Regions from separate parts of the Homo sapiens genome. Here regions 1 and 3 are each linked to region 2. A link is a loop called in an ENCODE intact Hi-C map of the cell type or tissue named here. Cell type or tissue: heart left ventricle. All regions are shown on one strand. Each heading gives the region's core, and the rest is flanking DNA. Links, peaks and the distances in the headings are about the cores only.

Region 1 (10,933 bases), core at 1,743-9,742, 60 kb before region 2:
ATGGGACAAAAGTGAAAATAAGAGAAATGAAGGCTCTCCATCTTTTTTCTGTGTCTATGGATTTCTCATACATAGAAAAACAAAACAGTAAGAAAGAGATGTATGCAGTTTATGGAATATCCAAAAGTAAAATTAGTTTCAGCTAGGGCCCAGATGAACTCAACTCCACACTGATTTTTCAACAAAGTTTTTCTATGTGAAACACAATCATGTTATCCTGTAGTAAAGTCCTTGATATTAAACATAATTTCTTACTTCTAAGAAAAAACTCGAGCTATGATTTTAATAAATATTTTTATAGTATCTTTTTCAATGTCATGTTATGAAAGCAAAATTTTCAAGTAGGCTTCAGAAAAGAGATAGAGCCTTTTTACTTTCATTCATTATGCTCTGTAGAACATTTCAATATCCAGTGTACATTTCAACAGGCACTAAATTGGCCCATAATTTTCTTACAATTCAAATTTTTGTCTGGTCATCTTAATTAAAAGTGAAAAATTTGGCCAATCATACAGAAATTATATTCATGACACATACCATGTAGATCATATGGAAGTGGCATGGTACTTGTAAAAATAAACATTCCTCTTTTAGCAAAACAAAGAGCAACATTTACATTGCTCTTGGGGAGCAGAACAAAAAGAGAGGCCAAAAAGTTGCAATGGAGAAAGGTCTTCCAATCTAAAGTGAAAACTAATTTTGTCTGCTTGCATTTAAGTAGACATTATAAAAGTCTTACAGAGACGCCATGCTTACAGAAGGCATTATTGCCTTTGAATATAAATGAAAGCACATTTCTAGCACTTATATTATTACAAATATTGAAAATGGCCTCCAGAAGCTTTTAGCAATGTACGCTTTGTCTTGTTTCCAAAGAAGCAATCCAATTAAAATGATCATTTTCAGCATAGAGGACTAGGACAATGAACCGTACCTTGCACCCAGCATCTCAGAAATACTTTGGGGAAAAATTTATGGAAAATAGATTTGAAACTTCCATATGCTTTCTGTGCACTTTTACTAACCAAGCATAATTTACCAATATTTTCCTAGAAAAGGAACTGCATGTGTTTTTCTGCCTCTTGCAGTAAGTATCCATCCATGATTATTCCAACCCATACCATGTTTGCTTCCTTGAATTCACTATGTCACAGTGTATCTTGTGTACTCAAACTGTCAGCAGGAACATGGTAACGAATATTATTCTTTTTTTCTTTTTTTTGAGATCAAGTCTCACTCTGTTGCCTAGGCTGGAATGCTGTGGCATGATCTTGGCTCACTGGCTCACTGCAACCTCCGCCTCCCGGGTTCAAGCAATTCTTGTGCCTCAGCCTCCTGAGCAACTGGGACTACCGGCGACTGCCACCGCGCCCAGCTAATTTTTGTATTTTTAGTAGAGATGGGGTTTCACCAGAGTTTGAGGCCAGGCTAGTGTCAAACTCCTGACCTCAAGTGATCTACCCGCCTCGGCCTCCGAAAGTGCTGGGATCCACCTGCCTTGGCCTCTGAAAGTGCTTGGATTATAGGCGTGAGCCACCGCATCTGGCCATTATTCATTTTTGATACATTCCTTCCACCTCCCCCATCTAATAGCAAATACCCATGTTAAGCGTAAAGAAGACACTTAAAAAACGTGTTGGCTGAATTATTTTTCTTACAGTAAGATTATTTCATTGTTTGTCCTAACTATAACATCTGGTTAGTAAAGTTTTTGATTTGTAGAAATTATTTCCTTCTGAAAAAAATCAATGTTTACCATGTTGTTGTGGTCTAAATTTTTTCAATTCCATAAACTTAATTCTTGTGGCCATTTTTTCAATCAGTAAGTATGTAAGCACCTTTTATAAATTGTTTTAAAATAGTTTACACTACACTTGATACTGATGAAATTATAAAATAAAAATGTATTGTTTTATGTCTTTCAGGATGTATGTCATAAAAGTTGGATGCCTTCCTTTCAAGACATTTGAATGGATCACCAAATAATTACCTACTTTTCTCTCACAACTCAGATAAATAATTAAAAGGAGATATACACAGATTGGTTGCATACTTAAGAGTGAGAATCAATTAAAACAAAATTGTATGCATGTTCTTCTAATAATATATCCCTACAGGGACCATGAGATGCTACCTTTACATTTGTAAAATTACTGAGGTCAGATCAGAGCCTTAATGCTATTTCTCCATGAGCATTCAGAAGTGGTTGTGCATAGGCGTTATGTGGAATTGGGGCTGGGGAAGATTTAATTGGCAATTTTTTAGTTATTTAGTTTTAGTTATGCCCCAGAAACCAGAAATGGTCACTGAATATTTATTGAGCATGCCTAGAGTGGAAGTTTCTTATTTAAGTTGGTATTTAAGTTGGGACTGCAGTAAGGGGCATCTTTCACAAAGAAACGTTTTGGGATTACCTTTAAATAACATTTAAATCCCCTTCATTAATTGTCTCAGAGCTCTCCGGTGCAACTTAACAATAGGAAGCAGCTGTGCTCCAAACAAAAGAACACACAGCTCTGGGAAGATGCCACCATTTGAGAAATCACACATCATAAGGAAAGGTTGTTACTTCTAATTTAGTTCTGTGGACCAATTCAAGTTTGGGGGTTCCAGAAAGCCTGAAACCCTACCTCTCAGGGCTGTGTTTTAATATTAGGGAACTGTCTAATTTGTGCTTCAGGAAGTTCTGTGCATTTTTACGAAATCCATCTCACCGAAGCCTTTTAGTTAAAAGGCTTGCGTAATTGTGCACACAGATAAAAACTGCACTCATGATATTACATATTTTACTGCATTCTCCCTTGAATCTATCTGCCCATTATTATGGTTAATTATGCAGAGGTTTGGTTCTCTAGCTGGAGGGACAGCTAGTTGAGGGTGAGCTAGTTGAGGACCTTTATTTTTTTCCCTGCACCTAGTTCAGTAGCTGACATAGAAGGGCTTGGTAAATGCTGGCTCAATTAGATTTTTCAGAACTTTCTCAGACTAATGTTTGCTTATCACCGCACACATGTACAAGAACTACTTGAAACTCTTGAAAAGGAAATTTAGTCCTTTAAGGGTTCAGAAATAACAATGAAAGATAACATTCTCACCAAAAAACAAAAAAGCTCAAAACCAGGAAACACTTGATACAGGAGCTCATGAGAATACTTATTCTCTCATTTATTAAACTAAGAAAGTTCTCAGGATCATGTTGGCAGTAGACCATTTCTGGCCCTGAGATGAATGCCCTTTTTCCAAGTTAAAACCATGGCCCAGCTGTGAAATAATGATGGCTGCAAGGAACCCAATGGTGGCAGCAAACTCAACTCAAAGGCCCAATATTTGTAGGCACCAAACAGACAAGCCAGCAAAACAGGAGTGGTGACCAGATGTCAGCAACGGCCCGAGGGCATCCCTCTCACCTCCCCTCACACATAATGCTACTTTCTTCCCCCACCCATTAAGTGTGGCATCAAGAGCAATTACAGCACACCCCCAATGGACCGTGCCAGGTGGGGAGCTGTAACACCTGTCACAAGGCCTGCATGACATTAACGAGGACCCAGAAAGTAGCTTTAATGAGCTGACCCTGCCACAGATAGAACCTAGTGTGGTGTGGTGTATGCTGTGACTGTTCCAAAGATACTGCTCCCTATACGAAGAACCGGACCAAACACATACATTCTGAAAGCCCAGTTCTTCAGAGTGCCACTGCATATCACGAAATGAAACATGAAAGTCTGTGAAGTACACGTTTCACTTGGTGTCAGCTTAATGTTTTGTCCATCTGGAAATCCTTATCAATGGCATTCAGGTGATGAACTTGGGTTGTGTCTTGACACTCTTTTTGTGATAGAGTTGTAACTTTGGGAGTTGTAAGCTCCTTTTAAGAGAAGATGCATTTCTACCCCATCTAGCTCTTCCCAGTGCCCAAAAGCCAAGTACATGGCAGATGGCTGGAAGAATGAATGCAAAAACAGATGATGTATGAAAATTACTTAATGCTTACAAAACTTATCATGAGACAAACGGTCAAAAAAGTAAAATGGTTAAGAGACTGACAGAGCTCATTTTGGTTCACGGTCAACATTTACAGGTAAAGGGAATGAGTTCAGGATTCTTGAGCATCCAAGACACTGGCCTGTAAAAAGTCATACAATGCTTAGTCAACTTAATAAAATCACTAATATGCTAAGATACTAAGGCTACTAATAAAGAACTACAGACGAACCAGTGAGCCAATTTCACATCAGGAGCCCAGCAGGTGATGTCTAGGAGTAAGTACTCGGTACACGTTAACAATGATTATACTTCTGATTGCAATAATTAATAAGAGATATTAGCCTAGTGATTTACAATGTGTCCTCCATAAATCAGTCATCCCACCTTTGAAGGGGATATTATGGACAATAACGCAAAGATAGTTGCTTCCAGATTTTTTTTTTAAGAGTTGGAAGGAATCTGAGACATTGTTTTAGTCTAATCCCTTCATTTTTCAGAAGAGGAAACTGATGCCCCCAAAAGATTAATATACTGCATCTGAAGTCATGCAGGGGTTCTGTTTCTCTTTCTGCCTAAAGAGAACCATAATACCTAGCTTCTATCAACCCACACTGTCATAGTAAATGATTATCAAGAGTTGCATTTTAAGTATACGGCATAAAGGTTAGTACAAATCCAAGATAACGTTACTTTTTCAAAATAACGTTGATGAACATATCTACTGTTAATTCCACTCCTAAAACAACAATCATTACTACAACTATATTTATGTCTTGGCAACTTTCCGAGAGATCCTGGAAATGGTAATACTTGTAAAGGAGTTCCAGTTCCTCTTTTTAAACAGCATTATTATTAGATCTTCACAACAGGATAACTATATTTAAATACTAAGTAGCTTATGATTCATATCTTCGAAATAAAATAGTTCACTTCCATATGCAAAGCTTGTCTTCAAACTGTGGACACATAAAGCAGCCACTAGAAAATAGTGGTTTTTAATTATGTGCCGGATTTAGTTATTTTGATTCTTTGGGGTTCATATAGGGTTTATAGGACTTCCCTCAGTTTATGGGGTTCAGACAAGGCTCATAGTGAATTTCACCTGGAACTTTTCACATGGTTTGAGCATTAACCAGGGATTGAGTGGTTTATAGATCATCCAAAAGAATTTCTGTCTTGGACTCTTGCCGTGAGCTCTAAGTATTTAAATTCCAAATGAATTTATATCACAGAATGACTACAAGTTTTTAGTAACTGTTTCTATTTTCTTATTTTTGCTATTTTAAATGAAAACCATGAAGTAGATACACAGAGAGGAGAATGTGATAATCCAAAGTTTTAAAAAAAACAAAAATAAAAACCTAAATGTCTTGATATCTATATATTTAACAGTTTACAAAGGACTTTCATATATTAACTTAGTGGATACTAACCACTGACCTTTGTAGAATATAATGAGATCAGTATTTATCCTAATATTATCTCACTCTTTACCTACGTAATTATGTTTTCTAACTGAAAGATTTATGAAAAATAATAATCAATTATTAATAGAATTTATTTTGTGAACAAAGTGTTAAAATCATTTTTATAACATTTTTTCCCCTGAAGAACAAAAGCTTCGACCATAATATATGGAAAACATTTTGTTGCCTATAGTTAGGACTTTGAACTTTGAAAATTTACTTTATATTTATGGAAATGTTTTCAGGGGATGTTATAATGAAGTTTTCCTGTGTATACGATGTTTAAAGAGTTAACACAATGAATGAATACTTACAAAACAAAAACCATGCCCCTCAATTTAATTCTGCATACATAATCTACAAGATTTCAGGATGGTGTCATAGCTTTTAGTTAAGAAAAACCCATCTAAATTTTATAGGTTGAAAGTTAGCAAAAACCCAAGTATGTCCTCCTCATACTAATGCATGAAATGCCATTTCTGCTTATATTTTGAAGACTCAAATTCATCCCAGCCATTTTTCTATACATAATACATGTTTGAGTTGGACAAACCTAGCAAGAGGACATTTAGTTCCATTTATTTCAATCTACTGAAAGTATTTAATGAAGAAAAAAATGTTTAAATCTCAAATATATCTCAGGGAACAGACCAGCAATTCATATTGCTCAGTCTACTTAATGGTTGACAATTTAAATCTAGACAGGTAGAAATAAAATTTTAGCATAATTCCCTGAAGTCTATTAGGTGTGTACGTAGAAAACGCATTTATGTGAAGTAAATTATTATGCCATTTAAAAGGAGGAGGATGATACTCTTTTGTTTGAGGAAAAATTCAAGATTTAGGCCTCTAGCCAGAACTCACAAATAATCTAGGGTTTTTAAATAATCAATACCAATTATGAAAACACTGTCACATTATTTGAATCCTACTTAAAAGTAAATAATACTCTTCTGAGAATGTCTGACCCAAACCCAGGTGACCACAAGGTACTAGATTATTTAAGTCCATCATTTGTAACTTATAACCATATAATTTAACTCACATATACATTCAAGGTATACAACAGCTAAACCCCTAGCCCTTCAGTTTCCCTACACACAGCCTCTCTCACCTATCCTGGCAGACCCAGGCCTCTGGCTGTGAAGAAAACCACAATGTGGGGAGGAAAGCCTACAAAAGAATGAAAACAGACAGTGTCTAAGGCCTTGGCAGAAGGACACTAAATAAAATAGAGAGTGGTGACTCATTTTGGCAGTGAATCCACCTCAACCCCTTCAAAGCCTTTGGCAAGAGTCCTCAGAGGAGACCCCAGCCTTTTGCCAAGCCACAAAACACCACAATTATTATCGCAGCAGTCATCAACAAAACAGATTTTGTAAACTGACTTGTTGGCACATAGATTAAAGAAGCTATAAAAAGGAATAACAGCTGTTTGGGTTGCCCTATGCAGAAAGCTACTATATAGAAAGTAAATTTTATATTTCAATACATACTTGGGTAGACACCAGCATACACATACACCCCATGTACTAATTACACGTGTATGCTACGTAGAAAAGGGTAAAATGCTAAATATACCACCACATAAATTTAAAACACAAACAACTCTTTTAAAGTAAAATACTCACTTTGGAAGGACTAATAGAAAAAATTTCCTAAAGAAAAGATTTCTGCAGTTCACTAATTTAAAACACGGACTGTGTCTACAACAGCAAAATGAATAAAGTTTCTCTCAAAATACTAAAAAGTACTATGCTTTTTCATATAAGCAAGAATGGTGATGTGGGAATTTGCAAAAATATGCCTTATTCTACCTACGTAAACACTGCCTGATTGGCATTTTATACTATAAATCTAGAATTTTGTCATGCTTCAGGCAATTTGAAAAAATTCTACTTGCTTACATACTCATAACTTGTTACGAATAAGTAAAAATGACATATTTTAAAATGATTTAATTTTTGCCTCAGCTACAACAACGTTAGTCATCTGAATAAATCATCAATGAATATGTAATAGAAAAAAAACAACAAAATTGACAAGTAATAATCAGTATTACACATTCTTAATCTGAAGATTTAAAATGCACTATGATTTACTGTAATGAGGTGTGGACTCTTGGTTTTCTAATTTAAAAAGAAAGGTTTTATTTGAGTTCCTTGTCACTAACTTACAGTACAATATGTAAGAATTGGCAAGAAAGACTTTTAATTAAACTATTTTACATTTGTAACATGTAACATTACAAATATACTCTGGAAATATGTAAGAAGGGATCTGCTACACACCTTGCATATCACACATTTGCCCTGCTAACCTCTAAATGCCTCCATAGCTTTATGTTGAAATTTCCAGAACTGAAGCATCTTAATGAACATTGATCTTCTACGCTGAAGGATACAGAGTTCAGATTTCAGCTCTGTCAATAACATTTGGTTTTACCTATTGAATGATTGGGCCTTGGTTGACAATTGCTTACTAGGTGAGAAAAGACTAGAAATAAACATACGAGAAGCTTTGATGGCTACTAACATTGTTGCCTAAATGGCAGGAGAAAATCATTAAAAAAAGGACCGAAAAGTCACATTTCTTGACTACCCCTTGTGATAGAGAATATACAAAATGTACACACCACCTAAGGGCTCCATGACTGAACAAATCCTAAAGCTATAGATTTTTCAAAACTCAAGCTATATAAACTATATCGCTCTATAGTATTATCCCTAGCTGATTCCACTACCAATTGAGATAAAAACAAAACGCCAGTACCTTCATGACAACCAGCCTTTTTTAACAGCTACTTAAGCATTAAATAAAATGTTTTATCACCTAAAAACTATCTTTAGGAATGCAGGTCTCAATCAGAATATAAAACCTAGTCCATTGCTGATATTAAACAGAAGATCTATTTAAGGAATTCACTGACTAAACTAACTGCCTGGAGAAGTTAATTTATCTGTCTATTTTTTAAAGGATCACACAGAAAAATTTCAACAACTTGTGGAAACAAATTCACTTCTAGGTCATTCTTCAAACTACCACAAATCCTGCCATTTTCAACTTAGTTTAGTACTGGTTATTTATATAATTAACCATATCACAGAGTACAAACTGCAGAGGGTTCAAATAAAATTCTTTTTTCCAGGCTTTGTTTTTTAAGTTCAAACTATCTTCCCTTATTACCATTTCCTCAGCTTCTTCTATCTACCTTGGAATCCAAGCACATTATGCAGCCAGCACAATGAACCAACATGCCAGCAGAAGTAGTATGCTCCACCTATCCAAGAATTTTAAAAGCATCCAAGCACACACACTGTCTCCTGTGTAGCCTGGAGATCCCTATTGAGCTCATGCCAAGTGTCTGAAAAGTTGGACCCTGCATCCGGTATTTACACTAAGCTAAAATTCTAATCAGCACTAACAGCAGTATGTTTTAATTCACCCTTATGATTTTATTTCAATCTGCTAAGTACCACAACTGCCAGAAAGCAATTGCTATAAACTTAAGTAAACAAATGCAAAACTAAAATAAATCTTAAACCTGTTGTATATAAAGTTTGTGCCACTTCAGGCAAGCAGTACAAAAAGGCACAGCCCGAAGTCTTAGTTAACGCTCTTCGATCTCATTTAGAAAGCTCTTTGAAAGTATTGCCTTGTCTAGGCTTTTCCCCTTTCTAAAGAATTATTTTGTGCATATTAGATAAGGTAAAGAAAATGACCATGTTATTTTACAGTGGTTTTTCACCTCATGTATTCCCCTGAATAGTCTTCTGCCAAGCATGTGAAACAAGTAGTACGTGGTGACTACTTGAATCTCTGGATGACACTACAGCCACTCGTGCCAAGGAGATGGTGCCAAGTCTTGCATCTTCGGGTTTGTGGTTTTTTTCCTTCCTTTTTGGGTGGTAGTTGTGTGGGGGGAGGGGGTTGGCAGTGGGGGAATCTGACCAACAGATTCTGAGAAGTTGGTCACCATTTTGAACCTGTTCAATGTGCTCAGACCTTGGCAGCCATCTTACAGCTTGGCAACCATTTTGAGAATTTGTTTGGCAAGCTCTCAGAATTCACTGACACTGTTTAAATAGAACGCTAGTTAAAAATAGTCCACATTAAACAATACAATGTGATATCAGGTAAAATAACCCCCAATAAATCTTGCCAACAAAACAATTTACAACATCCTCACTGAGGTAATGATATCCCAATTTCCTTAACTTAAATACATTGCACGAAAGCAGCTTAAAAATCTAATTCTTTAACCCTTTAACAGACAAGCTCTTAAGAAACAATGTCAGAGGGGCACCAGTTAGTAGGAAAGTGGAAGGTATAAGGAAAGAAAGATGGCCAAAAACACAGCCACGATTGACATCAACACATTCCCAAGCACTTTCAAATTCAACATATAAAATAGAAGGGAGAGGTGCTGTCATCACATTCCATCAGGTATAATTCTAGAAAACGATCACAATATTTCAGACTGTCCCACTTCATGTTTTATGAGCTCATGGAAACTCTCTTAAGGAGTCATGCAGCACAAAACTCTCCTTAGGTAAAGAAATTATAAACCAAAAACATGTAATCTTATGAACTGGACTAAAAAAAAAAAAACAAACCCCAAAAGACAAAATTTGCAGGTGCTGATTTTTCCAAAATCAAGAGTTACGTATACAGTTTTCTGACAAAGTGGTCATATTCAACTTCACTCTTTTCCCTTACGTTTCAACATTTCTAACTCAATAAAAAATAAGTTCTGTCCTTGAAAATATTTCTCGATGTCTACAAACCTGAAATACAAATGACAATTTTGCACTGGTGTGACTCTGGCATCATTACCAGACCTATATAGTTTTGTAGAAAACTGAATTAACCAAAATGACAGTGGGTGATAATTTTATAACATATGAAAAAAGAAAATTACAATCTAGTAATTTGAAAATATTTTTTGTCCATACTGAAATAAATAACACTTTCATGTATACTTCAGTATCTTCTCTTCAATATTATCAATATTTAATATCATGTCAGTATGGGGGGAATATTTACGATTAAAAAAAAGACCCCATTGTGTACGGTTTGTGGAAAAAAAAGTCTAAATGAGCTAGCCTGTGAACCTACTCTTATAGTTAAATCATAAATACGGTGATAAAGCCTAAAGAATTTTGAATCTTGTGATGTTAAAAGACAAAAATTTACAGTCATTAAATAATGACTGTTATTTTTGTTATTTGAATTTTAATGCTTTTGGGGGCATGATGGATACCTGACTTGTATTCTAGTTTCAATGGTGATATAACTTACAATGGCACTGAAAAAGAAGGCTAAAGCCATCCATTAATAACAATGTTTCCACTACTGCAGTGCTTTTTACACTTGAAAGCTGAATTTTAAAATTTCTATTGAAATTCAACAAAGAAAACATTTTACTTCACTTAATACTATACAGAGTGAAACAATTAGTTAAACCATGATCGAAATTA
Region 2 (10,933 bases), core at 1,721-9,720:
AAGAGTTTGGTGCTCAGCAGAAAAAAATGATACAAAGACTGCCATGGAGAAAGGAAGAAAAGAAGTTGGTGTTGCAAGAAGTCTAAATCATGTGACTAAGATTTTAAGTACCAGGGTAACCAAATATGGTCTAGAGTGAATGTATGTTATTCAACTCATATTCCTGGACCCTGATTTCCCACATATTCTAATTAGAAACTGTGTAACTACAGGTCATAAAATTTGTTTGTTTGTTTCAGTGGATGCCTAGACACAATCAGGTATATCACAATATGTGTAAATAACATTTGCAACAAACCCTGAGATAGATTAGCTATCATTCTGCCTGACTTGTTTGATTAAATGTGAATCATTCTTGTGATGTAACCATAAAAATGGGATAAGACGTGTGTCTGTTTTAGAAGGAAAATACTGGAAGCCACACATTTGGAACTTTAAATCCCAATTCTTACAGCAGCACAACTCAGGAACATGGCCTGGCTTCCAGGAATGATTCCACACTCCAATCCATGCCTGGCATAATGTTGGTAGCACAGAAATAATAAACAGCTGGCAAATAAAGGAACCGCCAACCTCATGGTGCTGCTGCGGAAAGAATTAATTAGTGCAAAGCATCATGGAGATGGAATCTATTCTGATGAAGACCATGTTGTGTGGTCATTAAGACCGTGGCCTCTAGTGTCACCTGCCTGGTGCCAATTTCCTGGTCAGTAAAACATGGGGGGAAATAGTACCACCTCTCTAAAGAGGTAGTGTGAGGATTAAATGAGGTAACTGATGGAGAGGCTTCCAACGCTACCTGTGTGCCACATTGCAGCACTCAACCAATGCTATTAAAATATCATTATTCTTTAATATCACATTTAATTTCATTAAATTCACTAAATATCATTATTAAAATCAAACAGCACGGTAAGAAGAACAAGCAATACGTGACATTATTCCTTATCCTAAGACTGTAAATGTGAACTAAAGTTCCCCAGATCCAAGATGTGACCCAGACCCAGTCCATTCATCAGTAAGTATTCAGTGAGTTTCTAGGATTCAACACGCCTAGCCCTCCTGCTTAGCCAGTCTCCTCGGATGTAAGAAGACAGGAAGTCTTTTTAATATAGGCAAACTGAGTCTGCATAGTAAAACACTAGCAGTGAACTTACTGATATAGATCTACTGACTTGAAAGCTGGAGACGCAACCTATGGCAGCCTTTTTTATTTTTATTTTTTGAGATGGAGTCTTGCTCTGTCGCCCAGGCTGGAGTGCAGTGGCCCGATCTCGGCTCACTGCAACTTCCGCCTCCCAGTTTCAAGCAATTCCCCTGCCTCAGCCTCCCGAGTAGCTGGGACTACAGCTGCGCGCCACCATGCCCAGCTAATTTTTTGTATTTTAGTAGAGAGGGGGTTTCACCATGTTGGCCAGGATAGTCTCGATCTCCTGACCTCATGATCAGCCCACCTCGGCCTCCCAAAGTGCTGGGATTACAGGCGTGAGCCACTGCACCCAGCCAATGACTTTTAACCACACTCTAGAGCACTCTCTCCAAACCTGTAACTCCAGGGCCTGAAGCCATATGCAATCCAAGCAGAGCAGAACAGAAGCAGAAGGGCAAGAGTCACTGCCCTAAGGTCAGGCCCCAGCTCCACACTCTAATCTTCAGGGCTCCTTGTCCTTGTCTGCTTAGCTTCTGAATCTGTCTCCTCCATACCTTGCCAGCCCACGACCTGCCAAGACCACTGCTTTCTCTGGGCCACAGAAGACCATGCCTTTCCTTGACCCGTTACCCTACTATACCTCCTGATACCAGGACTTTGATTTGATTACAGTTATCTCCTTGGTCCCTTATTTGCCTGACTGGTCATAATGCCCCACAATTTTTAAGAGACACCATACTGGCCATTTTTTATATAAATCATGTGTCATTTTCACAGTAAGCCTATTAAATGGATACTACTATCCTTATTTTACAGACAAGGAAGCACTTATTGTACCTAAGTAATTTGACCCAGATGGAATCGGACAAACAGGAATCTGAAAACTTGCTCAGGCACCAATTAGTATGACTTTAATATACGTAACTTGGAAAAATACAAATTAGGTATGACCTGGTAGCAACAGTTAAGAGTAAAAGAATGACTAAATCTGGCCCTAGTTTTTGAAGATGGGAATTTTCAGATACACTAAATGACTGATTTCTACATTACAAGAACAGATTTCTGTCTACCATAAATGCCCTAGAAGAGTCACAGAATTCAGCTAAAAGATGACGATGATGATGATGTCGATGACGACACAATAGCACAAAGTCAAATAATTTGCCTAAAATCAAACAGCATCCAAGTGGCTGGGCCAGGATTTAAACCCAGATTAATAAATTGTCCTCTTTTAAGATCCAAGAGTAAATGCACAACTCATATGGGGAAAACAAGTTTTTCAAGCTAAAATAGAACAGAAAAAAAAATTCCTAGCATCTTGTTATTGGTTCCCAGCATACCTCTTTCTTTGCAGCCCATGACACAATAGATGTTTTTGTTGAGCTCGGAGGGGCTATTGCTATGTTGTAACTCTGTGTGCTTTCTGGGATCATGTTCTTCCTTCTCTGAAATCTAAAGATGGTCATGTAAGAAAACTACCAGGCTGGCCAACACAGCGAAATCCCATCTCTACCAAAAATACAAAAATTAGCTGGCGTGGGGGCGCGCACCTGTGGTCCCAGTTACTCCGGGGCTGAGGCAGGAGAATCACTTGAACCCGGGAGGCGGAGGGTGCAGTGAGCCGAGATCGCACCACTACACTCCAGCCTGGGTGACAGAGCGAGACTCTGTCTCAACAAAAACAAACAAACAAAAACACTTCAAGGGTAAGCTAACCCTGCTTCAGTTTAACAACTGGCTAAACCAGGCCCAACATCTCTGGGAACACGGAGTCCACCTCAAGCAGGAGGCAAAGTGAGCGAGGCTATTCAACCTCCTTACTACAGGGCTGCCTTTTCCCCACCCTGTGGAGAAGGAGGGCACAGCCCGCTCTCACACAGACCCACTTCAACAAAAGGAAAATGGAGATGGGGCTGTGATGAGACCTGCCCTGGTTTTCAGCAGGGACAGGACTTTAAACAGTGGCATTTATACGGTTCTGAAGTCTTCAAGGCAGGGAAAACATTAAATGCTTTTTAAAAATCCTGCACCACAGAAACAAGACTTAAAGGCAAGTTGTGGGCAATCAATACTTCTCTACTCCTGCTGCTAAGCAAAGTTGCAGAGGATAGGCCAGTCTGTGGTACTGAGTCTAGAAAGAAAGGAACAGATCTTTCTGAGACTGTTCTCTGACACTGCAGAGGGAGTGGGTGGCAATATTGAGTCTAAACGGAGCGCATCTCCATGCCACCACCACCGCTCCTTACACTTCCCCAGGAAAACAAACTGCCTCACAGATGCATCGATTTCTGAGTTGAAATATAAAACGAGAAGAGTAATTTTTAAATGACTAAGGCAGTTATGGCAGTTGGAGAAGCAGCTGAGGGATGGTGCTAGCAACCTGGGTAGGATGCCATTTCAACTGCTGGGAACTTGTTCTCTTTGGAAGTGGATATACCAGCATGGATGCTAACATGAGAAGGGGGGCTCGGGCAGGTCACAAGGGATCACAGATCTCATTTCAATATGGCATAATAATAATAATAGCAGTCGTAGTAGTAGTTACGGGGAACATTTGTTAAATGCTTACCATATGCCAAGCAATATGCTAAGCACTTTACCTGAATTATCTCATTTAATTCTCATAATCACCCTATAAGGTAGGTGCATACTTTTACAGTTGACATTTTACAAATAAAGCAACAAGGGCTAACAGGGTGAAACTGGCTCTTTACTGAATCCTTCCAGGGCTTCCATGTATTATGAAAGCAAAAGTACAGCACCACTGGGATGCCAAAGTGACTAAGCAGGGATAGCACAGATGTCCTAAGAGTGAAAATGTACGAGATCCCAGCACTGACATTTAATAGTTATATGACCTTGGGCATGCCACATAACCTCTCTTTGGCTCACTTTCCTTCTCTGTAAAATCAAGGTGATAACAGTACTGTTTCATAAGGTTGCTGTAAGGATTAAATGAGAGAATATATGTAAAACAGACTCTGGTGCATTAGTAAAAGAAGTACATAGGTATCCGTTGCTATTATTTTATTATTATCTCTAGGGGACATATTTTTACCTAAAAAGAAACTTAATCTGTCTCAAATGCTACTTCCTATAAGGCATCTTTGCTGTCTACTTAACAGAGGCAATTGCTCCCTCTTTTATAATTCTTTAATATTCTGTTCACATAATGTGAGAGGTCTTGGCACAATGTATGGTAGGTAACTTACCTATTTACATACATGTCTCTTCCACTGACTGAACGATTTAATGGACAGAAGCGTTTCTCATCACAGTTGCACGCCCATTGCCTAGTACTGAGCCGCCACACTGCCATTAATTAATAGCAGTGGCAGCAAAAATAACAGTAAGTTAATACTTGTGTGACCAGAATTTTACAACATATCACATTTAATCTTCACAATAATCCTATGATGTAGAAAGTGTTTTTACATCTCACTTTTACAGAGGTTCTGAGTGGCTGAACCACCTGCGGCAGTTCATACAACTAGTCAATGGCAGAGCCAAGACTCAAGCACAGGCAGACGGATGGCTCACAGCTCTGTCTTCTCCCAACCAGTGTGCTCCACCGACTCTCAATGGAGCACTGAAAACATTCGTTTAACAATGTATTTTATAATACAATTCTTATGAGTATAGGTAATAAAATGTAGGATTGAGTAAAATTTAAGGTAAATGAAATATTTTGGAGTATTCTAACTTGCCCAACATTTTATTCCCAATGTGATTAGGAAAAGTGCAAAAGGTAGAAAAGAAGGTAGTAAACGTAGTTTGCATCCTTGTGGGACTGACATCATAGTGCAAAAGATAAATAAATAAAATGAGTAATCAAATAAATTAACAAGAGCATTTCAGACTGTTATTAGTATTATGGAAAATATAAACAGGAAGGACAATTTTAGACAGAACACTCTTTTACAGGGCTATTATTCGAACTGAAAGAACTGAAAGGTAAGAATAAGCCAGCCACAAAAGGAGCTGGGAAAAATGCATTCTAAGCAGACAAGTAGCAAATGGGATGGCAGGTTCTGAAAACTGAAAGGAAACCAGTATGGCTGGAGCATCTAAGGAGTCACGGTTAAAAAAAAAAAAAAAAAAAAAGTGGGGTTAGAAAGGTAGATACAGAAGCCAGACAGATCATGCAGTGTCTTTGCAGGCCAATGCAACAAGTTTGGATTTTATTCTAGATGCATAAGAAAACATTGGAGGTTCTTACGCAGAAGAGTGATATAAACTAACTAACTTCTTTGAAATACCACTCTGGCTATGGTGTGAAGGAACAAGAATGGAAAAAGAGGGAATACTCAGGATTACCCAAGTAGTCTGGGTAAGGATGATGGTGGCTTCAACTGGAGATATTCCCCTTTTTTTCCTTTTGATTGACAAATTTCCACATAAAAACTAGAAATGCATTTTATACTTATTCCAGTTGTTTATTCAAATTCAATTTCTTTAGGGCTCAGAAGACTACTACCTATCTTCTTTAACGTCTTCATTATACATATGTGGAAACAGGTATAGTGGGCTTACATAACTTGCTAATGTCACAAGAGTAATTAACAGGAAGATTTGACTCACTTAACACATGTCAGGGTGCAAAGATAAAGCATGTAAGTTTAAAAAGTTTTCTGTTACCCCCCAAAAGCCTGCCAAATTTTCATATTTGGAATTTGCAGCTATCCTTAGACATTAAAACCTTTTAAAAGTGTTTAAATCTCACATTAGTTCTCATATTAACGTTAAGCAGTCCAGCATTCTGCTCAGACACAGAGATGGAACTTTCAGGGTTAAAAGAATGTAAGTCAAGTCAGAGAACTGTGTGTTATGTCTGGGAAAAGTTCATAGAAGTAACTTTAAACTCCTCTGTTTTCTTTCAGTTCCTTCCTTCGTGTTCATGTGCAAATTATACCTTACTCTCCAGGTTGCATTTTACCATTTTCCTCTCGTTTCTCTAAGAAAGCTCCCCAAAGTGACAATGCTTTTTTAAAAGGGGCCAGTATGAAGTTCCTCTGAGTTCCTGCTCTCTTGGAGCACGGCTCCTATCACACAATAATGTGTTATTTTGTTGAATTTTGGCATCCTTCTAGCTTGTTTGGTCAGAAGCCAAAAAATTAGAGTGTGTCGGTCCACCAGTTTCTCAGCAGAGAAGCTCTCTTCTCACCCAGCGAGTGTGCTGTACCCTTGGCCTCTGGCCAAGAAGGGAAATCCATTTTACATAAAGAATGCACAAAGCTCAAGTGCTCAGAGACTTTTTACCTACTAAAATAACTTTATGGACAAATGCCAGTCTGCTAGACACATTCAGCAAGAACATTTGGCATGCAAAACAAGGTAAAGTACTCTGTGGAGGTAGCAAGTTTTTTAGAAACAAGGAAATGGCTGTGCGTGCCCTCGTGGCATGTCACGTGGCTTGGCACTGCCGGCTGATTGGCTGCGGCCGAGTAAATACAGCCGCCATGTAAGGAGCGGAACGTCGCCCTTCACTGGCTCCTTAAAATGGCGGCCTGAACCCACACCAGGAGAAGCAAGCCGAGTCCCATTCTCAGTTTCCCCTCTGAAGTTTTTTGTTTTTTGTTTTGTTTTGTTTTTTTGGGTTTTTTTTTTTTTTTTTGGTTTTTTTTCCCCCCCCCATAAACCTTACGGATCTGAGTAGAAACAGATTTCTCACAACTTGCTTCTCCGGCTCAATTTCACAGTTCGGCATACACTCAGGCACTGTCAAAAGCTTGACAATGTTCCAGGGAAAATATTAACCGTAAACTTTCCAAGAGGAATTAAAGGAGCAGGCAGAAATGTCAGGACGTCCTCTCTTTTGAAAGCACATCCCAAGTTTGCGCACGTGTACGTTTTGGAGAGAAGCACATGCAGCAAGCTCAAATGACATCCAGTATGGTCCCACTTTACCATGTCACGGTGGAAAGGGAAGGGGAAAAAAAGGACATATCCTCTTTGGCTAAAAGGCACGGAGGTCTCTCCCTCTCCCTCTCAGGCCTGACCAGTTGAACACTGCACACTCTGATGTATAAATATTTGCCTCTGGCTAAAGTTCAAGCAGCCCTGTGTGGCTGCCAGACACAACAGAAAACCAACATCCAAGGGAAAGTGTTTACTGCAGTGGGGGCCAAAGGAGCAAGTGCCAGCAAAAGATCACATCTGATTGGCCAGGCATGTCTGTGGTGTTACCATAAAGCACCTGGCCACTGGCCACTGGTCGCTGGGGTGTTCCCACCCTTTTAGTGATGGTTATGTTCTTTAATGCACAGCCTTGCCACAGTTAACGCAAGACGAAAAGACATCCTGATGGTTTATCGGTGTTCCTCCAGAGCAAGGGGCTTGAATGAGCCAAACCACCCTGCCACCACTACTGCAAAACAAGCATTTGCTCCTTGAAACTACCTAGATAAGACCTGTGACCTTTCTGCATGGCTCCCACCTTCTGACGTGCACGCCTCCTACAAACCTCCCAATTCCCATCCCTAGGTATTCTATAATTCTGTAGTCCATAATTCTATAATTTAAGCATCTCTGAAATTCCTGCAGTAAAAGAAATTAAAAGAAACCTCTGATAGGTGGCTGCAACAAAATATTTTAAAGTAATGGATCCTCCCAAGTCTCCCTCCAAGAACCAAAATATACACTGTGCCATTTTACCAGTACTATAGTACTGAAACAGGTAGAAATAAGAGAAGCTGCCCATCAAAAGATTACGATCTCTAATTAGGATAAAGGAAGTAAATGAAAACAGGTCTTGAAAAAAATCTTTTTGGAAAACTTGCAAGTATAGTTAATGCTAAGCATGTAGCTGTCAGGGCAAAGCCTTTTCATGGTTTTCAATATTCGGGGAAAAGGTTGACTACAATCATAAGTAATAATATTTTTAAATCACTGTCATTCATATAACATTTCTATCTTCATAAACAATAATTAAACTTTTCCCTAATGCTGCAAATGAAATGTCTCTTTTTGGCTGAACCAAAAAGCTATACAGAAAACTGGACAAAAACTTCGGGGAATATGAAGAGAAGAACTTATTTTAAGTAATTTTTTTGATATTATGGAACAATAACTTAGGTAAAGCAAGCCAAACTGTTATGATTTCATCTGTTTCAAATAAAATACACATTTGTTTAACGGAAACATTTGCTGTTTGTTGAAAATAAAGATTTTACGTCCCTACACAAATTACAGTTCTAACTTTGAAAATTCTTCAAGGTCCTGAATCTTGATTAATCTTAGGCTTAAGGATATTTCTAAAGTTGAATTTGTTGCAAAGCTAAAATCATGCATCAATTTCATTTTCAATTGTTTCTGAAACTTTTAACAACTTCATTGGTTTTGTCTAATCTAACTCTTAACCAAACATGCCACTAAGTTTGATCTGTGTTCGACCTTAGAAGCCTAGGACTTATAGTATCAAGTCCAGCTTCCAAGAGATCCCAGTGAATCATGTGCAAGGGGATCACAGAGGAATGTTCTGTTCCCAGCTGTGAACAAGACAGAATTAACTCTAAGATGCTTCCTCCTGCTGCCCTGGTGGACAGAAAGGTCAAGATGGTTAGCTCATGTAGTCACAGTATGAACCGTCAAAACAACATGTATGTTAAAAATAGACTGCAGGCAACCAAAATACAAATACAGAAAGAATTTAAAGTAAAAATAGTTTTTATATATTTAAATTTCAGCTTCAAGTATTTTCAAAGACTGTAACCTAAAACCAAGGAGAAAAAGGACAAAGCAATAATTTTCCCAAGTGCATTCACTTAACAAACTTTGAGTCTTAAATTTTAAAAAGCAACCATTCTGACCCATATATGACACTTTTCTTAGGAAATTCCTTGGATTCACAAGTAATTCATTGGGAATTAAAGCACAAGAGGCACATTTACCACTTTTATTTGTTTATATTTTGATAACTGCATTTTTCTCAGCCCAATTTCTATGGAAATAAAAATACTATTTACTATCACAGGAATTTCTTTATGTATCAGTAGGGAATAGAGTTGAAATATTATGAGGTGGTTTTTTTAATGCAATGAAATTATCAAGACATTCCACAGTGCTATGATACATCAGTTCTATCACAGCCATGTAGAAAACCAGGGGTAACTGCTGTTTTATATGTAAGTAGATACTTAACACTTATCACCAAGCAGCATGTTTAATAAAGTCTGTTGCATTTGTATGATAAAATGTTAAAACAATAATAAAACTAAAGTGGAGATGAAAGTAATTCCATCTTACAGACTTTCACAATGAACAAAAATGTACCTTCTAAATAAAAATTATGTTACAAATGTAAATATTCTTTTTAAAGCTGCTGAATGCATCCCTTTACTAGGAAAGGCTTAGCCATGTTATTTGCAATTCCCTCATTGCACAACAATGTACATTACTGTCTGTAAGCTCTAATTTGGCATGGCGCATCATTAATGACCTGAATGGTGGCTGTTTCACACATACATATTTAATTACAACAGCTGAACAAATTACATATTTATGCTTTATAAAGGGGATTGCCAGTCTAATTCATTTGCTATGCATGCAGGTACAGGACTCCATCTGCAACAGCATCTGCACAACAAGAGCTAACAATTATCCATTGTACAGCAAGTAAGCATATCTGGGGAAACCTGTAAGGGAGGCAGTCATATTAACTATTTCACTGCCTCAAGCACTGTATTTTTTTCCAGGGGTCAAAATCTTTTAAAACCTTGAGTAGTAACTCAATAATAAAAATTTTAGCTCTTATATGCCAGCCCCGTCATTGAGAAGAGTCAACCGACCCTCTAATCCATGCTAACTTCCAATGGGTTTAAGATGAGATGGAGAAATAAAGATTCTAAATCCTGTACTATAGTGAGGTTGTACTTTGTGTGACTTCTTATCATGAGCAGACATTTTCTTATAAGGGAATACGTTGAATTTTCAGCCCCAGAATTCAAGCACTGGTCCTTAATGGCCCAATAACACGGTTTGCCAAGATGTTAGCGGGTCTTACCATCCACCTAGATAGAAGCTGAATCTTTGTTACCATGACCCCATCAGACCATCTACTTGGGTGTTTATAAAGGATGGGCCTAAATAACTTTTTTAAAAGAAAGCACACTTGGAGCCTTTTTGAGAGTCCCAAGACTTCTGTCTGCTGAGCCATTCTTATCATCAATATATTCCAGCTAAGCCACAACTAAAAGCTACTCTTCTCTCTTGGTAATAAAGTCGTATTCACCAGTGCTGCAACCCCATCTTAAATGGCTGTAGGACTTTTGTATGTTTAATTTAATATATCCAATGAGTAATATAAATATTCTGGACCATCACTTCTACTTCAAAACCCAAAGAGGAAGAATTAAGAGTCAGCCAATCAATAGTGAGGTTTCCCATTATCATTTAAGGCTTTTGCTGGGCAATAAAGAGGCTCCATAGTGATGGCCCCTAAAAGCTCCTTACGGCGTCTTTGCCTCTTTAGGCCACAAAATCAAAGTATGAGTCAGAGGTGTGGGGTTTTTAATGTTCCCTCTTGAGTGACGGAGTTCAAGCCAGGGGCTAACTGGGGTGGGTGGGGTGAAGGAATGGCAGTGCTGGCCATGATGCTGGATGGGAGGGGACACAATCAGGGGCATCCACCTGCCTCTTTCAGTGTGACTCGTCCTGAGGAGTCAAGAGGTGCTGCAGAGAGGATGCTCTCTTAGCTATTCAGGCCATTCTCAGCTGTGTGAGGGCCAAATTCACATAATGCATAAAGAGTCCTGATTGACTCGATATCAGCCGCCTGTGGAAGAG
Region 3 (10,933 bases), core at 1,692-9,691, 250 kb before region 2:
TTTCTTTAAGAAACAGAGGGCACCAACTTTGGAAGCGTGTTTGCTTGATCAAACTATGTGGAAGGTGTGGGATGAAGAGGGGAAACTATTTCCTGGAAGCGAATCTGGCACCGGGAGGAGTAACGCTTCTCTCCTGTACTCCCTTGGAGTTACCTACTCAGTGCCTGGCATCCCTCGTCAGGGCTTCATTCCGTGCCTGCTTCTGACTCAAAGCAAGCAGCCAGGAAGGGGTGCGAGGGGATAGTCCAGATTTGACAGTATTGACCCCAGGGCTGAGGAGCATTAGCGAATTCCATAATGAGTTTCATCCGGCAGTTCTTGGCTTACAAAGGTCACTGCAATGCAAGACCCAAGGGATGAGCCAAGCAAACCGCCTTCCTGGAAGACGGTGGGGGTGGGGGAAAGGGAACAATGACGTTAACAGGGGGGTGGTGTGAAGGGAGTTTGGTACATCTTCAGACTTCAAGACAGGAAAAAAATGTTTGGGAAGAGGCCAAATAAGAGATACAGCATGGCCCTAGCTAAATGGTAATGATGTAACAAAGAGCAATATTCAGCACTATCTAGATATCAGAGAGAACAACTGGATACTAAAATCATTATAAGATGTGAAATTATACCTCTCACTACTTCATTATCACTATATTTCATAATATTTGTCTAGAAAGGCACACAAAGTCTATCAGGTTAAATTAATCCTAATGATCAATTTCAGTTTTATTCTAATTAAATAATTTCAATTTAATTAATGCTAGCACAGAAATTAGTCAAAATTACAAATGTAAATGCTGAACTTTAAATCAAAGGTCCTCCCTACAACCTGCCTCATGTAGAAGCACTTTAAAGTGTTTGCCTGTGAAGGTAGATGGGAATTTTGACCTTTGTCTGCACTGTGAAGATCAGAAGATAGGAAAATATGCAAAAAAAAGCTGTCCAGGAGCATAGACGGAAGCACAGGTTACACAGACAGACAGACAGACAGACACACACACACACACACACACACACACACACACACACACACCCCTGCACGGCAGTCTATGAAAGTAAATCCTGCAAAGTGAACTTCTGAATTACATGCATTTGTTCCTTGGAATTGCAATGCGTTTGAGTCAGTCTAATGATATTGGGCTTTTATAAAACACCTTTGTAAAATGGAAACCATGCACCCATTTTCTAAGCCACATATTAAACCATTAGTCCCTTCCTTCACTCATAACAGGTCCCTGCATTTCAGTCCTGCTCTGTCTCTGATTAGCTTTGGGGCCTTGCAAGTTGTTTCAGTTCCCCAGGCTTTGGCCCCTCTTATTTGGAGGTGCTACTTTATTAAAATGATATGAACTTTATTCCAAAATATTCTTAAAGTTGTATCTGAAAAATGATGGGAGTCTGGAGTAGATAATCTTTAAGGAAATTACCAGCTTTAAGGAAATTTCTAAAACTTTTGAAAAATACTGGCATCTTAAAATGGATTTGAAAATGGTACAGGGCACATGTGTCTGAGTCATCATATAAAGACATTTAAATATCCTTTCTTCCCTCTTCATAAAAATCCAAAGTAGACAGTATCCAGAGCTCTAAAAATTTGTGGAAAAAGGAATCTGGCAAAATAGATGTTCTTTTTCCCAAAGAAAAGAAAAGAAAAAAAAAAGCATCGGGAGGAGGATACAAAAATCTGAAAGAGAAAAAAAAACACAATAAAGAGAAATACGTGTTCTTTTTTTGTACTTAAAAAACATGTACTAATGAATTATAGTTAATAACAGGTCTGTAGTGCCACTCACTCTTCATCTTAAAAGAACGTTCTACGTTATCACTGTTATCCATAAAATAGCCACAACTTCTTTCTTCAAAAGGAGGCCTTCATCCATGATCCTGCATCTCAACTTGTTCTCAACTGTATATGAGAATTACTTGGTAGCAATCAATTCACTATTACTGTTTGGGGACATTACAGAACAGCAGAGTAATTTAATAATATAGTTGATTAGTATAATAATCATCATTAAATTTAGTAATGATAGTGGGATTCCCCTTAACTTGGTTAATGATCATGGACAATTCATTTCTTGACTGCCAGTGGTAGAAATGGTTTTTGAAATATTAACTTCTGCCCCATGGGAATGACACTTAGCCCATCACATTTAATTTTTGACCTTCATTGAGCAGCACGATCCTAATCCCTTGATTTTATAATCTTAACTAGGAAACATTAAAATATGGATTGACTCCAGTTGGCAGGAATCTTTATGTTCTTTTCACTAAAAAAGCTATAAATTCAATGGTTGACCTTTTATTTCCAGGTCACAAATGACACCCACTCAGTTTTGTCCGTTCACACAGGATTTATGTTAGGGTCTACAGGTATAAGCCATGAAAGCTGAACTTTAATGAAATGTCTTTCAAAGATGTGCACTTAACCAAAAATTCCTCACAAAAAAATTAGCAGGTGGCCTTTTAAAAACAGCCATTATGTCCTCAGGTTCATTGCTGGCCTCCACTAAGTCTATTTTTCACTTGTAATAAGTTTCTCCTAATACCATTTTTCAGGGGGTACAAATTATGCTTGTGTTTGGGATGACAAGAATACCTTAGTTCCCAATTTAGGCTTCTAACCTGAAAGATTTCTGAGATGCTCTCTTTCCCATAACCACAATTCATCTCTCTCCAGTTGAAAAATGTTCCTTGTCCTTTTCACAAAATCAATCGTATTGATGGGAGGCATTCCGTGTTGTCAATCAGGGAAATGTGATTTGATGGGACCCCAAAGCAGCGAGATAGGGAGAGGAATACCAAACCTGCTCAGGTCCACACCATCGGAGTGAGATCAATGTTTCCCATAATACTCGTCCTGTCATGTGGCACCCTGTCACAATTAATAATGTAGAAGGAGCTGATTAACTTAAGTAAAGTGCTCTCTGCTGTGTAAACACATAAAGATCTATGAGGAAAAAAAAGGCGGGGGAGGGGGCAGGAGAGAACAAAACGTCATTTTTATTTTTCATGTGTACACGTTCTCACTTTCTATTCTTCTCTTGTAACAATTACTGTACCAGCCACTCTGGCAGAGTCAATAAATTGATCTGGGTCTTGATGCAGCAGCAAGGCAGACTAATCTGATACACCATTATCTACACTGGAGAGTGTGGGGGCTTGGGGGTGCACTCAGGTAACACAGGGCAAAGGGAAGGAAGTAAAGGCCAGCCAGCCTTACTCTAGATAGGTAATTGATGTTCAGTGTGGAGCTTCTGGACTAGATGGACGCATATGTAGCAGGTGTGTGTGTGTGTGTGTGTGTGTGTGTGTGTGTGTGTGTGTCTGCATGCATGTTAGGAATGGACAGAAAACGAAGCCTTCACCTTGGCTAAAGGATGCAGCCTAAGTAATACCATATGCACCACTTATTTAAGTCCCTGCGGTATTTCAGTCACTCATACCAATCTGCAATTCAATGAGGATCACCACCCCATTAGAACTAATCATGTCAGCTGTGTATCTGACAAAATAAACATTCAGAAACTGTGCTCCTAGGTTCACAACTTGTTTTTGCACTGGGATTTTTTTTTCCTTCCCTCTCTTATCCAGTATAAAATTTAATCTTTTTTTAATATGAAATTATAAGACACACAGAAGCTCTCCGTATGGATTCCTCAGTGTATTTATCCTTACAACGAGAAACTGGCGACGTTAGTTGAACTTTAACTTGCTCCTTGGGAGTATGCTAAGTATGATCTTAATACATAAATATCATTCCACTGGGTAATGAGAGAATTAATGGCACAACTTAAGGAAAATGGACACGGGAGGATGCGGTGAGAAGAGATTTAGCTCAGGGAGAACATTACCAGATTACCTCCGGGGTGCTCATCATATTACCATTTCTGTTTCTTCTTTGTGGTCACAGGCCCCTTGTCCTAAAGATAAATGAGCAGCACCCTGCCTCCAGTGCTCACAGAGGTTCCCTCCTGAGGGCTGAAAAGGCAGCACCACACACTGGCTGGGCAGGGTGCTGAGGGCTTTTCATCCTAACTAGACTGAGTCTTTACATAACTCTAAGTGGAATGCAGGCATTCATTTATAATTTTATAGATGTGACATCTGAGGGTCAGAAAGGCTAAAAATTATTCCAAGGTCACATACTGAGATCAAACTCAGGTCTGTCTCCCTCCAAAGCTTCTATTTTTTCCACTACATTATGCTGCCCAGAAGAGGAAGGTACCTCATGACCACAGGTCTCAATGCTACTATTGCCTATAAAATCCTGTATCTCAGGAGGATTGAACCAAGCAAGGCAGAGGTTTCTTCACATATAGAGATCCCACTGTGCCCATCACCTGCTTCCCATCTCCCACAGAATAAAGTCCAAGTGCTTTACTACCCTTGGAAAAAGGTATGTATTTATTCACGACTAGACTCTGATCTAATGTTTCTGCCGTCTACTGTAAACTGACAGATACACCAAACAGAATAGGGTTCTTCAGACACACACTGCTGTTCCTTTGCATGCACTGTTCCTCCTGCCTGGTCTGGAATGTTCTCCCCACCAAGTATATCTGTCTCCTTCAAAACCACTCATGTGTCTTCTCCTCTGGCATATCTTCCATGAGCTCCATGCTTCTCCCCAGAGTTAGTTACTGACTCTTCTGTATGGATTATACCTATTTCAATTACTTCATCGATCACATCTTAGTTTATTTACTTTTCTTTCTGTGAGCTATGTACGGCAGGGATTGAATAATGTACATCTTTAGCCTCCCTTCCAGCTTAGTATGGTGCCAGGAACATAGTAGGTGCTCAATAAATTCTGGCTTCTTTCTCCTCTCTAAGATCAATCATGCAGCTGGCGGGTGGGAGAGATGAGCTAGGAATCCAGGTATTTTGACTCCTAGTCCAGGGTTTCTCTGTGTACCAAGATGTAGAAAAACTCCTAGTCCAGGGTTTCTCTGTGTACCAAGACCATAGGTCCCTCCTATGGTCAGTTCCCTTATTAGACCTACTATGTTATTCTTCTATCCCCCTAGTACCACTCCTTCCCCATATATGCACAGACACACTGCCAGGGACCAATGGAAGGAAGACTGCGCTTGAGAGGGGCAGAAGCTGTATGTCATGAGGGCTGGCCTTATGCTTCCCTTCACTAGTCAAGGCAACAGGAGATATGCAGCATAGTCCAGCCCTGGAGGGCAGCAAAGGGTGCTTCCCACATTATTAAGGCAGCACTGTGAGGGTCCGAGGTTGCCCTGTGCTGAGAACAACTGTGCCTGGTGGCATCCCCATTATCTCAACACATTCAGACTCTGAGGAAGGAGGGTGTTGAGGGTGAGAAACACAGGGCCAGAACAGCCTGTCCTAACCCAGTGTCCCTGCTCCAAGACAAGGGATCCGGCTTATCACAAGCTCATGTGACTCATTAGTTAAATGTGTAAAGCGTTTGGAAAGTGAAAAGCCAATTAGAAGTGCTAAGTTATTTCATCTCTGCTGTAAAGGAAGCAATGTGAGACCTTAAGAAAAATTCTCATGCAAATATTTTGGGGGAGGTGTGTGCTGTGGAATGTAACTCAATGAACAGACTCAATAGAAAGGCTATATCCCAAAAAGACAGGGCACAGATCAAAGAATGTGCCTAAGTCCTCAATAAACAAACAGGAAGGTAAGCAGGTGGGTGTGAGAAAAGTGGCAGGAAGAATCACTGAGACCTCACGTGAGATCTTCGATGGATCTCACATTAGACAGCAAGCTCTGGGCTTGAAACTGTGTGTGTCAGTGGAACTTTCAAGGCCTTAGACTCATTAGAAGCCCTGGGAAAGCCTAGGTCCAAAAGGATTCCTAATGCTGAATCCTTTCCTCATGTGAACAGTCATTATTTAGAGTGTAGAAATATTCGGTAAGGCCAATTTCTTGGGCATAGGATTTTCACAAGCAAGGACTTTGTGGACAGCGAGAACACCACCTGTATTGAGTTCTCTCCTCAAAGTTCATGCAGCAGGGCCAGTCAACTCATTTTCCTGTTCTCTGAACTTGTGTTGACTCAAGCTCTGCAAAACCAGGCTCTTTTCCTTTGCAAAGGAAGCATCTGGTTCCAAGTCATAAAAGAGAAACCCAGAACCTATTGCTGCCTGTTTGGTAAGCACTCTGGAGGGCACCCAGGGGGCACTGTTTCACAGAGCTCCCCTGCAACCACAAAGGCACATATCCTCCAACTCAGCCTTTTCAGAGTCCATGTTTAACCAGCACACGGTGACCCAGCCCCATGGGAGCAGGTCTGCACAAAACGCCAGGACTTCTGCCCAAATCCTGGACCTCAAACAGAGGCTGAAAAGAAATGACCTCTGCACAGTCACGCACATAGCATCTACATCTCCTAAACACATAGGGAGTGTGTGGAGGAAAGGCAGAATAATAAGCCAAGCATTCAGAGACAAGAGGGTCAAGTGCAACTACTGGAGTTGAAAAGTGCATGAAACCTATCAGGGAATAGGAAAAAAGAATATGGCAGATCCTATTAACAGTCTATCCACTACCTATTGCGCCTTCTTCCTTGGGACAATTTTGCTTAGAGAGGCAAATGTGACTGGTCCTAGGTGACGGTCATGATTTGAGCCAATCAAGATAATCTTCTGCTGGTTTTCTCAGCATCCTTTGCAGCTAGAGATTAAAATGTGACCCAGATTTAGCCAATGAGACCTACAAAGAAATTTGCTAGCAGGGTGCACAGGAGGAATAGCAGGGCCTTTTCCCTGATATTAGAGGAAAAATAAGGTATGATATGACTATGCTATTTGGAGCTGCAGCAGCCATCTTGCCGTCAGAGGCTCTAAGCATGAGGCTGAAGAGGCAGCATACTGAGGAAGACAGAGCAGAATGTTAGGAACGGCATGGGTTCCTGTTGGCCTCGTGCAGCGCTGAAACAATGCCAACAACCACTCACTCACAGATTTCTTGTTACGGGAGGAAAATAATCCTGACTGGCTTAAACCACACTTAATTGGGGTTTCTTCTATGAGGTAGATACTATTATTGCCTTCATTTCACAGATGAGGAAGCTGAATTTTAAAGGGTAAGATACACAAGATCACTGAGATAAATGGCACAGCCAGGATGTCAGAACAGGTCTGTCCTACTCCTTGAATCATGACTTTTCCTCCTGTTCCCCCAGAGAAACCTGGTGAGTACCCAGTACATTTCCCTTAGTACCCTGGAATGTCACTGATCAGAAGCATTGTTATGGAGACCCACCTAAAAGCTAGAAATGTTGATGGCATTTCTGCACTTGGCACTATGGTTTTCTAAGTTCCATGCATGGCTATCATCAACTTTTGATCTAGTTCCTGTCAGTTCTGTCCACCAACTCACAACTCCTTTTTCCAACCCTTTTCCTGACATCATTTTCTGTCCCCCTTTTCCCACAGTTCCAAGTGCTAATTTAATGGATAGCAGATTTTTGGTCTATTCCCTTCCTCTCCCATACAATGTAAAATTTCCTGTGAAATCTCTTTTTTACCTTCCCCTTCTCTATTGCCACTGTTCTCACTTTAATATTAAAAAAAAGGAAGCAAGAAGAGAAGCAATATTTACTGAGCACCTATTGTGTGCCAGATACTATGGCAGAGACCTTAATTATTACAATAATCATCAATTTGTTTCAACTAAGAAGATCCCCCAAATCTTTGTGGAGCAAAGGTGACAGGAAGAACAGGAACTGAGAGAAAAGGTGACCAGTATCTAGAATTAATGGCTCGAACTTTGTCCAGAAGTGAAGTTTGTGGCCAAGGATGTCTACGACATGCTGCCAAATTAAAACTTGAAAGACAAAGACTCTGTTTATTGAAAAATTTATTTTAAGAGTGTCTCATAGCCTGTCAGTGAGTCAGCCGCCAAGTGTATGTGAAGAGAATGTGTCAAGAACTTACAGGTTGGTGTGGGAGCTGGGGAAGCTGGGACGATTCACTCCTGCCCACAGTAGTATGGAGGGAGGGGAAGCAGATTGCATGAGTAACTCATCTCTGCGAGGTGTTGCTTACTATTCAACACCTGCTACTGGAGCTGAGAACATACGAGAAAAAATGACCAGGCACCACCTCGATTTAGGTACCTCCTTTCCCTTTAGATTCTGAGGGGTGCATTCACTTCCTGCCAGTCCTTACCACTCTCAGAGACATTGTCTCCCCTTGGGAAGGCCCTTCTCAGGCACAATTTAGCGTAAGAGAAGCAATGGTACACTTAGACTGCTGCCTGTACAAGGGAAGAATAGCTGTGCCCAATTTAAACAGGCTTTTGGGCACCTGTAAGGTTGATGCTCAGTGGAACAACCTACAGGGTTAGGATTTTGCAGTGGGTAGTAGGAGGCTTCCTAATTTGCTAGACGGTTGCTTTTGGTAAGTAGGTTCTGACCATAGAGCAGCAGGTGCTGAATGGCTTATACACAAGTCCTTCCTTCATAGGACACGTGGAATCAGAAGTGGGTTTGTGTCCTGACTCTACTGACCTCTGGATATGTGGTTCTGGGAAAGTCACTTCCCCTCTTTAAACCTCAGTTTTTTTTAACCTATACAGTGGGGATAACAATAATAACAATAGCTCTGCCTACTTCAAAGTGTAACTCTTATAATCAAATGAGAAAATACTTTGTAATCCAGAAAATAAGAGTTTAGTTATTAACCAAACAATGAAAGCTATCATTTGTTAGGTATTCATTAGGTGTTAAACACTTTTTTTACACTAACAGAATTTAAGACCCAAAACCATAAGGGTGTGTGTGTGTGTGTGAGTATATATACACACACATATTTATTTCTCACTATTTTCACTATTTTACAGTTAAAAAACTAGGCTAGATAAATTGAATTACTGTGAAAAAAAAAAGAAACCAACAACAACAAAAATAAAACACACAGAATGCTTCTAAGTGATGGAATAAAGCTTCAACTAAAATCTGAAAATAAAGGAGTTATCTTAGCTGCTCTGCTATCTGGTCTCTGGACAAAGGCTAGCTGTTCCCACAGATGCAGACTAATATCATTAGTAAAGGTCTTCTTCCCAGGCAGGATGAGAGAATGAATTCAGTCTTGGTTTTACAGAGACATGAACTAACAGGAGACCGGGGCAGATCTTCAGAAGAACGAAGTTCAGCACAGTCCCACTGGAGCCAGGGAGCACTGGGACTAACTTCAAGGCTTCTGATTCCTTGATATAAGAGTGTGAGTCAATCTTAGACTCTTTTAAAGAGAAAATGGTCAGTAACCTATCACTACAAACAACTGGGGATGCAGATAAGTATTTGTGAAAAACAGAAGTTCTGGAGACTGGTTCAAATCTCAGCTACTTCAATTACCATGGGACAAATGTACTCTTCTGAAACTTCGGTTTCCTCATCTGTAAAATGGAGATGTAGCACCTTAGAGGGCTCTCGAGTACTGCAGCGAGTGTAGGCACAGAACCTAGCATGCACGGGTGCTGTAGAATATTCATTTGGCCAATAAGACTTTTAACTTGGCTCAAAGTCAGGAGAAAGTGGAATTTTATCTGCCATTCCTCTCTAATCTTGGGAGTTTGCAGCTGTGAGGGCTTGAAACTGAAATGCTCAAATCCACTTCTAATTAGAAGATGAGGTAGGGTTGCAGGGTGGGATATATACATGTGTATATATATCTCTGTATATATATGTATATATATGTGTATATATATGTGTGTACGTGTGTGTGTGTGTATATATATATATATATACACACATATATATTTTTCCCTCTAAGGAAATCTGAGTTTCTTGTCTTTGTAACTCTCCAGCTGCTCCTTGAACTTCTGTGTGGTAACTAACCTTCTACACTCAGGCAGCTCCTGTCAGGGTGGGCAGGAGCCCGGGAATGGCGTCAGCTAACTGAAATGCAATCTCAAGTGAGCTTGGGTGGGCAAGTGAGGATGTACCACCAGGAGGAGGTGTTTCTTGGAAATGAGGGGTGAAGGGGTTTCTGGCTGAGCCTTGTGCAGCAGTAAAGGAGTCTAATTTTATCTGGTCCAGGGAAGACAGAACTGAACATGTCTCTTATTGGGATGGGTTAGAACACGATCTACCATCTGATTGGCAAAAAAAAAAAAAAAAATAGGGAAAAGTGTACAAGAACCATATCATTAGGCCCAAGCTAGACAAGGACAAGGACAGAAAAACTATCCAGCCTCTTCTGCTGCTTCCACTCTTTGGAAAGTTCCTATACCCAACTCTGTTGTCTTAAAGCCTCTTAGACAAATCTTTATAGTACTGCGATTACACTGTTTTGATGTTGGTGTTGTCATTACCATTATTTCTTCACATTTGTTTCCTCTGCTAGACTTTGAACAACTCGAGGAGAGTTTTTATTCCCTGTACTTTGTAGGTGTTGAGGCTCTATTAAGCAATTAAGTAAACACTAAATGACTGAAGAAAGGAACTTATGAAGAGTTCCACAGATGGTCTAAGCTTTGGTTTCTCAGGTAGAGCTTCAGGAATATGACACACGGAATGGCAACAGCTCAAAATGCTCTCCATGATCTCCACCTCTCCCATTCTGGGTGCACCCCCACCAGAGGCAGACAACGGGTGTCATGCCCATAATTTGGCTATGCAGGGACCTCTCCAGATCAGCCAGCTTCCAGCACAGTGAAGTGTGTGGCTTGTGCATACATTTGTAAATTTCATGAGGCAAAGGCAATCACACTGCTTGCAAGTCAGGCAGCTAAATGATTTATTAAGCAAAGGTTATAGCACCTGTGCCTTTTTGTCAACAAATCAGGCCCATGCCATGCCAAGTGATTCTTCTAATAGTCCAAATGGTAATTTGGTTTTAAATAGCATTTTGGGTACCATGATACTGTTGATGCAAAACAGTGATAGATTTGGGTGGTAAGGAGGAAATGCCTGTTTTTAATATTGTTTGCACCCATTTTTCATTTTAAAGAATTA

Evidence for each region. Hi-C counts contacts between places; a loop is a spot of excess contacts. Peaks named below come from ENCODE experiments on the same cell type or tissue, not always from the same donor. Only the 100,000 strongest peaks of a DNase experiment are listed, where the experiment ranks them.
Region 1: a loop joins it to region 2, with 1.8 times the contacts of the local background. A loop is called at or near these places in 13 of 110 quality-filtered maps.
Region 3: it touches region 2 in a loop (2.4-fold over the local background); 4 of 110 quality-filtered maps call a loop at or near these places.

Annotation. Positions count from the first base shown.
Region 1 is chr1:61,240,102-61,251,034 of GRCh38, reverse strand. The region is part of intron 2 of NFIA (nuclear factor I A); the gene reads right to left. It overlaps NFIA-AS1 (NFIA antisense RNA 1), which reads left to right. Exons shown (of 4, transcript NR_104180.1): 3 at 1,054-1,087; 4 at 1,926-2,090. Among named protein-coding and RNA genes, the nearest start is that of NFIA-AS1, 8.0 kb to the left of the region's middle. RefSeq lists an enhancer at 317-818 and a silencer at 3,443-3,651. In heart left ventricle, for the core only: no CTCF peak of the experiment used is centred there; no DNase peak of the experiment used is centred there; H3K4me3 peaks cover 988 bases; H3K27ac peaks cover 2,587 bases.
Region 2 is chr1:61,179,957-61,190,889 of GRCh38, reverse strand. All of the region lies in intron 2 of NFIA (nuclear factor I A), which reads right to left. Among named protein-coding and RNA genes, the nearest start is that of NFIA-AS1, 68 kb to the left of the region's middle. In heart left ventricle, for the core only: no CTCF peak of the experiment used is centred there; DNase peaks (open chromatin) are centred at 6,589 and 7,289; H3K4me3 peaks cover 1,863 bases; H3K27ac peaks cover 5,387 bases.
Region 3 is chr1:61,431,384-61,442,316 of GRCh38, reverse strand. All of the region lies in intron 10 of NFIA (nuclear factor I A), which reads right to left. Among named protein-coding and RNA genes, the nearest start is that of NFIA-AS1, 180 kb to the right of the region's middle. RefSeq lists an enhancer at 5,225-5,726. In heart left ventricle, for the core only: a CTCF peak has its summit at 6,159; no DNase peak of the experiment used is centred there; H3K27ac peaks cover 2,767 bases.